2 separate regions of the Mus musculus genome follow, and region 1 is linked to region 2. The links are chromatin contacts, found by Hi-C or POLR2A ChIA-PET in ENCODE. All regions are on one chromosome and are shown on one strand. The core of a region is the stretch at or near the end of the contact, and the rest is flanking DNA. Distances in the headings are between cores, read along the strand shown.

Region 1 (6,984 bases), core at 973-3,472, 75 kb after region 2:
TCAAGCCCCTCCCCATGCCAGCCATCTTGCCCCATAGCCCCTCCCCCACACCCTCTTACCAGCTGACTTCACCTCCCCGTCCCCTCCAATCTGGGAGTGGTGCCAGGGTGAGAAGGGGACACTGGCACAGACTATGTGTGTCTGGGAATTCCCGCCCACTGTGGAGCCAAGGGAGGGGGTCCCCGTGTCCCTGAGGAACCAATAGCAGCTGTGCCTTGCCCTGAGGGGGAGGGCAGGGTGTATATCTCTCAGACCAGCAATCGGTAAGTCCGGTCTCCTCACTGCCTGCCTGGCATCCATCCGAAGAACCCTGCTCTGCCCAGGGGGGCTCTGAGCCCCCCAGGCACTCTGCCTGACACAGCCCTTTGGTTGGGAGTGGATACTGATGACCCTCAGGAATGTCCCAGCCGGGGGTCTCTGTGAAGTCCTTGGTATCATCTTATGAGATGCGAGTGGTGGGGATGGCGCCAGGGGCACCCCGAAAAAGGGGCTGCGTGTCTTCCCCATGCTCTCCACGGGGGTCATCCCCCATCCGAGGGGTATCGGGACCTCCTGCCCACCAGGGCCTGGGGGGGCCAGGGCATCGACCTTCATCCCACTGTGGGATGGACAAAAGCCTTCTCCCTCTGATCCTCTACTGCCACAGGTACTCGGCTGGGCTGGGGCAGAGCTGGGCTTTTTAGAGCAGGGAGTGTCCAGAAGACTGTAGCAGAGCTGACTTGGGGTTCCTCCTCATCTTGTACTCTCCCCCCTCCCCCATGTCTCTCCAGTGGTTCCGGAAGCCTGGTTGGCATTGACAACAAGATTGAACAAGCCATGGTAAGAAAAAGATGTTTTGGTCCCAGGAGGCCCCTTAGCTGTCTCTCTAGCATCTCTCCTCTCCCATGACTTGGGAATACAAACCATTCCTTTTCTACTTCCACCTTGGCTTCCCTCAACCTCCATCCCTGTCTGAGTCTTGTGTCTCCTTTTTTGACCGACTGCTGCCCTGTGTCTCCTTTAGCCTCTTTAGCTTCTGTCCCCTCCTTGGGGCAGAGGGGGAGGGGTATCTAACTGCTTCCTTGAGGCACCTGGGTTAGGCGCTGCAGTTGGAAGTGGCCTGGGGGTGGGGTGGGGGGAGGACCTGATGGTTTTGTTTGTCCCTGGGGTCCAGGACTTGGTGAAGTCCCACCTCATGTTTGCCGTGCGAGAAGAGGTGGAGGTGCTGAAGGAGCAGATCCGAGACCTGGCAGAGCGGAACGCTGCATTGGAGCAGGAGAATGGATTGCTGCGCGCCCTGGCCAGCCCGGAGCAGCTGGCCCAGCTGCCATCCTCGGGGCTCCCCAGGCTCGGGCCCTCTGCACCCAATGGGCCCTCCATCTGAGCCTTCTTTCCCTCACAATGTGCCTTTGGGGGGCTGCCACTGGCTGTTGCGCCTTGTGCCGGCAGCCTGCCCCCTCTTCCTATGTAGCTTTAATGCCCATGCCCAACTCCAGTGCCCAGGGATGGGAGTTGAAGGCTCAATATTGGCCTGTCCCATCCCGCTCGGTCTCCCCAGAGTCCTCAGGCCTTGCCGGAAGAGAAACAGCTCGGGAGAGGGTATTTATCTGAAGCCCCTCGTCCGTGGAAGAACCCAGCCCTGCCTCCTACCCCGGGTATCAGTGTTCTGGGGAGCCCCTCAGCAATAGGTGGCCTGGAAAGATTTGGAGGTTCCCTGGCAGGCCTCACCCCGTTCTCTTCAAGTGCCCCCTCTCCTCTGCCAAGGGAGGGTGTATGGACAGTATCTTCAACTTCTCGGATTCAGGTTGTTGTTAAAATAATAATTATAATTAAAAAAAAAATCTGAAGAAACTTGAATATGGAGGTTGGTGTGCTGTTGCTGCGTCTAGCTATGTATGTAGTTATGCTGTCCCCAACGCACGCCCTCGCGCACACAAACACACACACACACACACACACACACACACACACACACACACACACACAAGATCCCAGGTCCACCCTGGAGAAGATGCCAGAAAATGGCTTGGGAATGGTCTTGGTCCCTGGAAAGGCCTAGCAGGCTGGCCTAAGGAAAGAGGTAGGGGGCGGTGTCTACCCACGTGCTGGTGGTTGGCCCTGTGAGGGGAGGCCATAACAATGAAGTCTTTGGTGAGTGTCAGGATCCACCTCCAGCTTCCCAGTGTGTCCTCTCTTGTGGGCTGGATCCGGGTGGCTGCTTGGAGACAGGCAAGGAGCCCTGAATGGGCCCCTTGTCTTAAGGCTGGGTGTGGGCCAGGCTCTTAGGGCACATGGTGCCCTTGCCAGGCCTGGCAGGCTGCCTCTGCTTCTACCCCACCCCTGGCTGGATGAGGACTAGGCCCAGTGGGTGAGCAAGCTCCTCCTTCTCTCCCAGACCGACTGAGGCAGCCAAGAAGGGCCCCACCTAGTGGGGGCAAAGGGAACAGCACTAAGAGCCTTGAAGGAGAAAGTCTTGTCTCTGGGGATCAGAGAGGAAGCCTTAGCAGAGTTTTAAGTCTTTGGTGGCCCGACCAACCAGATTGGACCCCGTCTTTTCTTTTGGGGTCAGGGTGTGGTGGTTAAAACGGTGTCATGTAGCCCAGCCTGGCTTCAGACTTACTATATAGTTGAGAATGGTGCCGGAGGCCTGATCCTCCTATGTGCCGGGATGACAGGCGTTCACCAGTATGCTGGCCCTGGTTCATTGTTGTGTGATTCGAGTGTTCACTCTGTGCTATTGCCCACATGGAGAGACCAGAGGATAAACCTGGGTGTCACTCTTCACCTTTCACCTTCTCTGAGACAGGGTCTGTCCTTACTAAGGATGCCCAGCTAGCCATCCTTTTATCTTGGCCTCTCATTCCCTGTTAGGACCTCTGGTATTGTAAATGTTTGTTACTGTATCTGTGGGGTGGCCCTGACTCCCAACCGAGGCTTGTGTAATCAGCACCTCCTCCTTACCCACGGTCTCGTGGCCTTAGTCTTCAGTTGTCTAGCTAGAGGGTATCATTTAGCCCATGATGGTCTTGAACTCACTATGGAGCCAAGACTGACTTTGGTCTGTATCTGTGTTCACATGCCTGTCAGTGTGTGTATGCATGTGTGGAGAGACCAGAAGCTACTTGGTGTCTTCTTTGATTGCTTTTCACAGTTTTTGTTGGTTTTCTTTTTTGAGATGCTGTTTCCCTGGGTAGCCCTGGCTGTCCAGGAACTTTCCCTGTAGACCAGGCTGGCCATCTGCCTCTGAGAGCCCTGAGACAGACTCTCAGTAGACCTAGTGTTCACGGATGGAGCTAAGACTGACTGGCCAGCAAGCCCCAGGGATCCTTCAGTCTCGGCTTCCCCACTAGAATTACAGACATGCAGCATTGGAGAGTTGGGGTGTAGGGTGCTGAGGACCCAAATGCAAGTCCTCATTGCGTTGGATCCCCTAGAACAGGAGTTATAGGTGGTAAACTACCGTGTGGATGCTAGGGCTAGAACCCTGGTCCTTTGGAAAAAGCAGCAAACGCCCTTAATGGCTGAGCCATCTCTCCAGTCCCCTCAAATCCAGTTTTTACAAATCCTGTATCCACTCTCCAAACACTTACCTTGAAGTACTGTTGTAAAAATTATCTAGCAAAATCCACAGAGAACGCTTAAAGAGTTTCTGGGCTCTTGATCAACGTTGATTTTATTATCTCGGTTCTTGGGCCAGAAGAGACAAGGCCATCAATGATTGGCTCTGAGGTCTTGGAAGGTCCTCGGGGGGTTGGGGCCAGACAGCTCTCACAATGATCTAGAACACTCCCTCACTCTAAGTTCTCATCTACTTGACTCCTCTCCCTGTCCCAGGGAGGGGAGGAAGGGCCTGTCATGAGTCATTGGGGGGTACGCCCCTTTTGGATTTCGTATTTCTTCCTTCGATACTGTGCTTGAAGCGTCGCAGTACCCATAGTCCTCTCTGGTGGTGGCACTGGCTCATAGCCTTTCCCCTCCTACGCCTCAAATGCTCGCTTTGTGCCAAACTTTGGACTTGTGGTGTCAAGAGAGATTGCCATGGTCATGAGGTTCTTGAGATGGATCAGGCAAATTTGGCGAAAGGTGCCCAGTTGGGTGAGTTTTACGGATATAAGATGGCTGTGAGATAGGAGTTGTGGTTCGTGTTGTCTGGGCTGTAAGCGACCCTGACCTTATCTTGTTTCTCATTTTTGGCCTCTTTTAGCTCAAGACAAAACAGGGGGGGTGGGAGGCTTTAAGATGAGTGGGGAAGGACTGTAGGTGGTGGAAAGTCACATCGATGTCTTTACTGTGGGGTCTCCTCCCCCTCCCCTGTGTTTTGTTTCTATTACTATTATGTATAGGGGAACACACAGACAACTTTTGGGAATCAGTTTTCTCCTCTCATCACAGGAGCCAAAGACCTACCTCATACTGCCAGGCCCACCTGGCAGGAGCTTTCACCCACTGAACTATCCAACCCACCCCATGTCTTACTTCTTAGGTCCCGTTCTGGAAACACCTAGGCAAGCCAGGCACGTCCGAGCAGCACGAGAAGCGTCCATTGACAGGACCGGAGAAGGCTTCCATGGACTCTGACACTGTAAAGTTGGTCAAGCCCCACAAAGAGGCCATGGTCGCCGACCTGGATGCGGGCCCAGGGATGCTCGAACCCTGTGTGCTGCCCTCAGCCAAGGAAAGATCTCCTGTGCGTGATCAAGAGAGCCGTTCGAATCGTGACAGCCGTGACAGCCGTTCTCTGATGACCCTAGTTCACTCAGTCTCTATGTTCATGTTCTCCATGCTACAGTCCGGCTGGCGACTATGTAGGTGGAAGGTGTGTACTCTCCCATCTCTCACCCTGACACCCAGTCCTCCTCTGTCCCTTCTCCAGCACTGGGTTTTTGGTTTGGGGCTTGTTTTGTTTTGTTTGAGACAGTCTCTCGTGTAGCCCAGAATTGTCTGGAGCTTGCCATGTAGCTGAGGATAACTGCAACTCATTCCTACTTAAATTTATTTCTGAGCATTTTTTAAAAGGCTATTTAAAAGCTGGGCAGTTAGTAGCACACACCTTAGTCCCAGAATCAAGAAGCAGAGGCAGGAGGATCTCTGTTGAGTTTGAGGCTGGCCTGGTCGACAGAGTTTCAGGACAGCCAAAGGCTACTCGGAGAAACTTAATCTTGAAAAAAAGTTATTTATGTGTATATGTGTTTCTGCTTGCCTATATGTGCACCATATATGTGCAGTTGTCCAAAGGAGGCTATAAAAGATTGTCAGAACCCCTGGAACCTGCAGTTTCAGGTGGCTGTTAGCTATCTGATTGCAGGTACTGGGGTCCTTTGCAAGAATATCGAGTATTTTAACTGCTAAGCCATCTCTCTGGCCCCAAGATTTTTATTCTGCTTATTTATTTTATTTTAGTTTTTTTTTTTTAAGATTTATTTATGTATGAGTACACCATTGCTCTCTTCAGACACGCCAGAAGAGGGCATCGGACCCCATTACAGATGGTTGCGAGCCACCATGTGGTTGCTGGGACTTGAACTCAGGACCTTTGAAGAGCAGTCGGTGCTTTTTTTTTTTTTTTTCCATTTTTTATTAGGTATTTAACTCATTTACATTTCCAATGCTATACCAAAAGTCCCCCATATCCACCCACCCCCACTCCCCTGCCCACCCACTCCCCCTTTTTGGCCCTGGTATTCCCCTGTACTGGGGCATATAAAGTTTGCAAGATTTATTTATTTATTATATGTAAGTACACTGTAGCTGTCTTCAGACACTCCAGAAGAGGGCGTCAGATCTTGTTACAGGTGGTTGTGAGCCACCATGTGGTTGCTGGGAATTGAACTCTGGACCTTCAGAAGAGCAGTCGGGTGCTCTTACCCACTGAGCCATCTCACCAGCCCCCAGTCGGTGCTCTTAACCACTGAGCCATCTCTCCAGCCCTTTAGATTTTTTTTGAGACAGGTTCTCAATATGTGTTCTGGCTGGCATGGAACTCTATATAAACCAGGCTGCCCTGAAACTCAGAGGTCCTCTTACCTCTGTCTGCCAAGTGCTGAGATTAAAAGTGTATACCACTATGCCCTGATCCCCAAATTCCTTTCCTTTTCATTAAAAAAAAAAAAAAAAAAAACTCTTCCTTTCTTCATGTGTGTATAAGTTGCACCTGTGCCTTTAACATGCTTGTGGAAATAAGAGGACAACCTTGGGTGTCAGTCTTTTCCCGTTATTTTATTATTATATCTTTATGTATGAGTATGCTGCATGCATGTACATGCCATGTGTATGCAGGTGCCCATGAAGCCAGAAGAGGGAGGGAGTTAGACCCTTTGGAGCTGGAGTTACAGGGTGTGTGAGCCTCCCAGCATGGATCCTCTTCAAGAGCAGCAGGGGTTCTTAACCACTGAGCCATTTTTCCATCCCCTCCACAGGATGTCTTGTTTGTTGTCACTGCTGTAGGTGACTGTTCTGAGCATTTCTGGGGAGTCTCCTGCCTCCTCCAGTTTCACTGTGGGAGTGCTAGGGTTACAGATATGGCTATGGTATCCAGCTTTAGTTGTTGGTCTTGTTTGAGTTTTGTTTTGAAACAAGGTTTCTCTGTGTAGTCCTGGCTGTCCTAGAACTCACTCTGTAGACCAGGCTGGCCTCCAACTTAGAAATCTGCCTGCCTCTGTCTCTCAAGTGCTGGAATTAAAGGCGTGCACCACCACTGCCCAGCTTGGTATCCAGCTTTCTACATAGGTTTTGAGGATCTGAGGACCTGAATTTAGGTCTTCAGGCTTACACCACAAACACTTTACCAGCTGAGCCATCTTTCCTGCCCTTGAACTCTCCTAATCCTCCTGCCCCCTCTCCTTGGTGTTGGGATTTCCAGCAAATACTACCCAGGACTTCATGCATGCAAGGCACGTGCTAGACAGACCAAGCTCCGAGTCCAGCTCCTCCCTCTACCCCCGTGTGCAGCCAGCCCTTTGTAGTAGCTCCTCTTCTATTGTGAAGCAAAGACAGTGGTAAGCGAAT
Region 2 (6,563 bases), core at 3,805-6,304:
GGGCAATCAACTTTACGGACCTTCAAGGAAATTCAATCTAATAATTTATTTATTACTCTGTGTGAGTGCCTGTTCAAGCCACGGCAGGAGTGTGGGGGTCAGAGGACAACCTTTTGGAATCAGTTGTTTCCTTCTACCAAGTAGGTCATGGGTATTGAACTCAGGCTGTCAGCCTTGGCAGCAAGTCCCTCTAGACATCTCATTGCTAGTTGAGTTCTCTTACTTAACCCCATGGGAACAGACGACCCCCAGCCGCCTGTCCAGTCTGAGGCACTGGCAGCCCCAGCAAAGCTAGCCCTCTTGGAGTCTCTTGAAGGATTAGAACAAATTTCTCCTACCACATCTCCATTAGGCCATAAGACTCTCTATCCAGTGTTTGCCTAAGTCGCAGGAGTCAATGATTTAAAACAAAAACAAAAAAACATTGCAGGGCTGGAGAAATGGCTCAGCAGTTAAGAGCACTGACGGCTCTTCCAAAGGTCCTGAGTTCAAATTCCAGCAACCACATGGTGGCTCACAACCATCCGTAACGAGATCTGACGCCCTCTTCTGGAGTGTCTGAAGACAGCTACGGTGTACTTAGAATAATGAGTAAATCTTTTTTAAAATTACATTAATTTTTGTTTTACGCTTTAAAAAAATTATTTTTATGTGCTTGAGTGTATATGTGCCTGTGTACCACGTGCACGCCTGGTGTCCTCGGAAGCCATCGGATCTCCTGGAACTGTAGTTACAGGTAGTTGTGAGCTACGATGTGTGAGTGCTGAGAACTGGACCCTGATCCTCTGCAAAAACTACCAAATAATGAGTCGTCCTCCAGTCTCCAGCCATTCGTTTGTGAGTGTGTGTGCACGTGTGCGTGCCTTACATATGAGCCCTAGTGCTCCCATGAAGATCAGAGGACTTGAAGGAGTCTCTCCTACCAGGTGGGTCCAGGGAATCAAGCAAGCACCCATAACCACAGGGCCATCTCCCCAGCTCCGGCAGGTGTGTGGCTTTTCATTCATGAGACCAGCAGCTGGGAGTGACCTCGAGGGAGCGGTCTAAGATTCTACAAATTGCGCACTGATACGAAGCAGTTAACTTCTCCAGCACAAGAAATCAGGTTTTTAATATGGCCTAGATCCCTTGTCCTCCCTTCTGCTCTGGTTGTGGGATATTCATTATAGAAGACGAAGGTTATCAGGGGATACTTGAAACCAAATCTAGTAAGTGGTAACAATGTCGGCATTTCCTGCTTATGCAGAGCTTTATCTTATCAAAACCCTAGGAAAAAAATATATTTTAAAGCTCAGCGTTGTAGAGCATGTCTTCTATCCCAACACTTGGGGGGTGGGAGGGGGGGGGGGCAGAGGTAACCAGATCTCTAAGTCTGACGACATCCTGGTCTACATGGCCAGTTCTAGGACGGCCCAAGCTGTATGGCGAGACCTTGACCCCCACCAATATTTTTTTTAATTACATGTATTTATTGTCTCTGTGTATACACCTGTGCCGCAGCCTGTGCGCATAGGGCAGAGAACAACTTGGGGAATCAACTCTTCTTCCCTTCTCCCAGGTGGGAACTGAACTCAGGTCAGCAGGCTGGGCAGCAGGTACTTTTATCAACAGATTCATACCCCTCCCCCTATCTCTGTCTTTAAAAACAAGGTGTCCTATATCACAGGCTGACCCCAAACTCACTCAGTAGCTGAAGGTGACCTTTAAAAAGGTTGCATTTTGTTTGGCTGGTTGGTTTTTATTAGTACCCACTGGGATCTGGTTTTACTGTTACTGTTTTGTCTGCATTTATCTATTCTTAGATGGCATCTATGAGTGTTTCGTCCGTATGTCTGTCTGTGCACCACATGCATGCCAGAAGAGGATGTTGATTCCCTTTTGAACAGACGGTTACCGATGGTTGTGAGTGCTGGGAACTGAACCTGGGTCTTCAGCAAAAGCAAGAAGTACTTTTAACTGCTGAGCCATCTCTCCAGCCCGAGCCCTCCCTGAGTTCGTTATCTTTCATGCCATCACCTCTAGCCATTAGAACAGAGGAACAGTTTTCCTGACAGCCGTCGTCCCCCAACCCCCAGCCCCAGGGCCTAGCTCTGAGAGATCATAAGGCTTCTCTTCACTTCTATCCAGATGCAATAATTTGATTTTCCAGACTGGGGGGCAGGGGGCTGTGGCTCAGTAGTAGAGTACTTGCCCATCATGTGCAAGGCCCTGAGTTCAAACCTAAGTATCAGAAAAGCAATACAGATTTCCCTTCTCATAACATTTCAAGATTTATGCTTTCTTTTGTATTATATGCTATAATATACAGGATATCCATGTGTATATGTGTTCACATGTGTCTGAGTTTATATGCATGCAAAGGCCAGTTGACTTGGGTACCTCCCTTGACTGCCATCCACCTTATTATATATAGAGGCCAGGTCTCCCTTCTGAGCCAGAGCCTCTCAAGTGCTAGGATCACAAGCAAGCCACCTCGTTCTCCTGGCCTTTACCTGGGTTCTGTGAACCTGACCTCGGGTCCTCACGTTTTCATGACAAGTACTTTACCCACTGAGCCATCCTTTCAAGCTCATACACTGTCCTCTATACGGGCACGGGGTGTATATGGATGGTTTAGCCAAACAATCCAGGCCAGCCTCAGTCTCCCCGGGTGGTCACATACATGGTGGTCCGTGTCCAGCCACAGTGGTAGAAGGGAGGCTGAGAACACTGGTGGACTGGGGCTACAGCTCAGTCCAAGTGCACCCTTAGTGTTCATAAAGGCCTGGGTGGGACCCTGGCACCTCACAAGTCAGGCTAGTGCACACCTGTAATCCCTGCGCTCAGGAGGTGGAAACAAAAGTCATTCTTAGCTACACAGTCAAGGCTAGCTTAGACCACATGAGACCCTGTCTTAAACAACAACAACGATAAAACCATAGACATTTTAAGAAGAGGGTGACAATGTAGTAGAGACATAGTTCCACACGGTCTCCTAGGACACCGGGATCTTCATTTCTGGTCTCCCCACAATCCTAGCTCGTACTAAATGACAAACGCTGGGAACAGAATCCTCCATATGGCACTGGGTAAATTACTAAACCTCTTTCTACTTTTGATCTCCCATCTGTCGCAAAAGAACAATACTCCTTGGTTTTTTTTTTTTTTTTCAGGCTGGTATGCATATAAGAACAGGAGAGCTTTCCTTATTAAATAAATAAATAAATAAAATAGCAGTGTACTAAAATACTAGAAAACCAGACAAAAACGAGTCCCTAAGAAAACCAAAGATCTCGAACCCAATGTTAGTCAAATAATTCCTAAGGAGAAGGAGCTTACTAAATAACTAGAAATCTGGGGTGGTCTGGGCTGAGGGTAGCATTGTGGATTTTACAACCAAGCCTCTGCTCCCCAAATTTACAGTTTACCAGATGAGACTCGGCAGTACACTTAGGAAAGACCCCAAAGCATGCCTGTAACCCCAGCCATTACAGAGGTAGAGGCAGGAGGACTCTGAGTTCCAAAGCCACCCCTAGCTACATCATGAATTAAAAGTCACCGTGGACTGTATGAGACCCCGTCTCAAGACAAATTAAAAAAAAAAAAAATGGACTGGTGAGCTAGCTAGCTCAGCAAGTATGGGAGCTTACAGCCATGCCTGTTGACCTGAGTTTGATCCCCAGGCCCCACACGTAGTGGAAGGAAATTGCTGATTCCTACAAGTTATTCTCTGATAACCACACAAGCCATGGAACCTACATGTCCCTACAGTGCAAAGTAAAGAAATCAAATGCAACTTTAACGGGGGCAGAGGACGAAATGGGGAAAAGAAAAGAATATGCCATTCTGATCCTCATCTCTTCGGGAAAGCTAAGCTGTCCGCCAGGATAACCCTTTGGCTCTCTGCCCTTAGTATATTTCGTAAGTCATCTACCCTCTAGCTAGCATTCCAGAGCCTGAAAGATTAGGATCTGCACCTGATCCCTGGCTTCATACCTGCCACTCTAGGCTGTCAGCCTGGGCTAATGCGTGGAGCATTTTCCATTCCCTTCTAGGGTACTTTTGTCTTAGGCTCGACTTCCCTATTTCTTTCCCTTCTCCTTCCACCCCGTTCCCCTCCGCTCCCCTCCTGGTGGAGCGGCAAGGGTCTCATGGTTGGCCTTGAACTCCTGATCACCTCCCCCTCAGTGTTGGGATTACAGGCGTGTACCACACTACTCGGGTTTTATGCAGTGCTGTGGATGGAAACTCAGGGCGCCGAGCGTGCTAGGCAAGCACTCTACCAACTGAGATACAATGCAACCCCAGCTAAAGTTCCCTTTAAAGGTCTATGTCAATTTCTGGCCCTTTAAGTCCCTCCCCCACCCCACCCCAGTCCCTCCACACTTTCTCTCTCCCCACCTGCAATTCGCCTTCGCCTCCCCCAGGGAGTTTCTCCAATCCTCTCCTCGTGTCCTTCTACAGCCCCCACCCTCCCTCTGCAGCGCGACTCCACTCCCGTCTTCTGTCCCCCTGCGCTTTTTCCCTTTCCCCCACGACACACCTCTGCAGCAGGCGACCTTCCACCGCCACATCCAATGCCGGGGCTACCCCTCTGACCTCCTGGATCGCCCCGAGCTCCTGCAGACTCACTTCACCCGAACCAAACCCAGTTCCCCCCCCCCCCCCCGGATCCACTCACAGGAGGCCGGAGCAGGTGGTGCAGACGAAGCTGCCCACGGTGATGTCCACATACGTGACCCCGCGCTGGGCGCACTCGAAACAGTGGCGGTTCCCGGCCTGGCTGCAGCCGCCCAGCTCCCGCACTCGGCGGCACCACACCTCCGAAGCGGCTTCAGCCTCCGCTTTGCTCCCTCCGACCCCGCCACCCGGGCCCGGGCCCTTCTTAGCCGCCATCACCATCTCTCCTCCAGGTTCCTCTGCAAGTCAGCGGTCGCTCCCCTTTAACCGCTCGCTGCCTTTCCCGCCTCCGCCGCCTTCGCACGCCCGGCAACCCTGACACCAGCTCCTGCAGCCCCGACCACGACCGCGAGAGACTCTGCCGCCCCCTTCCTCGTCCTGTTCGGCACGCTGATTGGCTAGTCTCCCCCCACCTCCTTGCTTTAATTGGTTCGATTCGAGACGGCCTCCGGTTGCTGGAGCCTTCAGAACCACGCCCCACTGCCACCCGGCCTTCTGTCTTTTCCATTGGTTCACAAAGACCCCCACCTTGCAAGTACAATGCGTGCCCTCCTCCTTGTCCCCGCCCCCTCTCGCCACGGACTCCTATGCTGACTCTGATTGGTTGTTAAGGTTGCAAAATTAGCGTGCGAGAGAAAGGAGGTGTTCGGCGCGTGCGTAGTGCTCATCCTCCGGATTGATACTAATTCCCGCCAAATTTCAAAGGCTCGTTCCAGGCTGAGCCAGGAGACAAGAAAATCGGAAAGAAATTGCCCTAGGATGAGCTGGAGGAGAAAGGGAAAGACAGAGAAGGGGAGTGCTTTGTAAAAGATACTTTATTTATCCAAGTCATAGAAAGAGCCCCCACTTTAGAGTCAAGTTAAAAACCTGAGGTAGGATGCAGAAGGGATGAACGGCGTTTGCCACTAACCTTCATTCCCACTCCTGTAAGAAAACCGACTCCTATAAGCTAGCTGCCTTCTGATTTCCATGAGTACACACACACACACACACACACACACACACACAAATAAATAAATGCATGTAAAAAATATTCAAGAAAACATGTTGAAGTGGATCACAGAACTGGTTTGTGGCTCAGTCAGAATTTGAATCTGAGTCTTTTGATTTTAAAAGCTCTGCTCCGTGGCCAGGGATGTATCTCAGCTGGTAGAGTGCACTAAGCGCGAGGTTCAAGCCCCCAGCACTGCATACAACTCAGCGCGGTGGCACAGGCCAGTAATTCCAGCATTTGGGAAGTGGGGGTAGCAGTAGCGGTACTTCAGAGTCATCCTCGGTCACTGCCTGGAAAAGGAAAGGCTGAGAATAAGCAGGTTTAGGGATGCTGGCAACCATAAGTCAGGACTTTGGTTTCAGACATGCCAATGGGATGCGGGCAGATGAGAGATAGGTTTCTGAGTTATTGGTACCCAGGAGCCCATGGGCTAGATGAGGTTGCTTAATTGTTGTCATAGCTGCAAGTGTACTTCCCCCTGAGCTGTGGTGATGCCAAGTCCCCATGTACACATGCAAAGGAACCATTTTGCTTCATGTAAACCATGGCTGCATGCCTTGGATTCCAAGCAGGTGGATCGCTGTGAGTTTTAGGCCAGCCTGGTCTATGTAGTGAGTTCCAGGGGATTACACAGTGAAATCCTGTCCCCCACCCCACCCCCACCAAAAAAAAAGCCTCTTGTACATTTTCAGAGTTCAGCGTTCAGCATTTCCCTGTGCTGGCCATTTCTTGCACAGCTTCTCTTTAGCCAGTGGTTATTTCTTCACCCCTTAAAATGTTACCCACCACAAGTGAATAAATGGGCAGGAATTGGGGTGACCACTAGACTCTGATAGCTTCCAGTCTGTCTTTTGCTACAGGGTGTGGTCTGCAAGAGCAACCAGAGGGTGCGCTTCCTCCTCCTGTCTCT

What was found. Hi-C counts contacts between places; a loop is a spot of excess contacts on that map. ChIA-PET counts read pairs that join two places held with the same protein, here RNA polymerase II (POLR2A).
Region 1: a map of heart shows a loop between it and region 2 (2.7-fold over the local background). The contact joins the enhancer-like site here to the promoter of Agfg2 in region 2. A Hi-C loop is called at or near these places in 2 of 37 maps with a recorded cell type or tissue (heart and regulatory T cell). POLR2A ChIA-PET finds 5 or more read pairs at or near these places in 4 of 5 experiments (Patski and embryonic stem cell).

Annotation. Positions count from the first base shown.
Region 1 is chr5:137,757,914-137,764,897 of GRCm38, forward strand. Tsc22d4 (TSC22 domain family, member 4) reads left to right here. Exons shown (of 5, transcript NM_023910.6): 4 at 771-819; 5 at 1,154-1,834. The coding sequence ends at 1,363. Among named protein-coding and RNA genes, the nearest start is that of Tsc22d4, 15 kb to the left of the region's middle. Within about 2 kb of position 2,223, at least 1 of the 3 ENCODE cell types and tissues checked has a DNase peak (open chromatin) inside an H3K27ac peak, as active enhancers do; it is heart, where a contact is called at or near this core.
Region 2 is chr5:137,679,699-137,686,261 of GRCm38, forward strand. Agfg2 (ArfGAP with FG repeats 2) reads right to left here and starts at 5,055. Exons shown (of 12, transcript NM_178162.3): 1 at 4,661-5,055. The coding sequence starts at 4,881. It overlaps Gm15498 (a long non-coding RNA gene), which reads right to left. Exons shown (of 2, transcript XR_003956003.1): 2 at 5,687-5,943.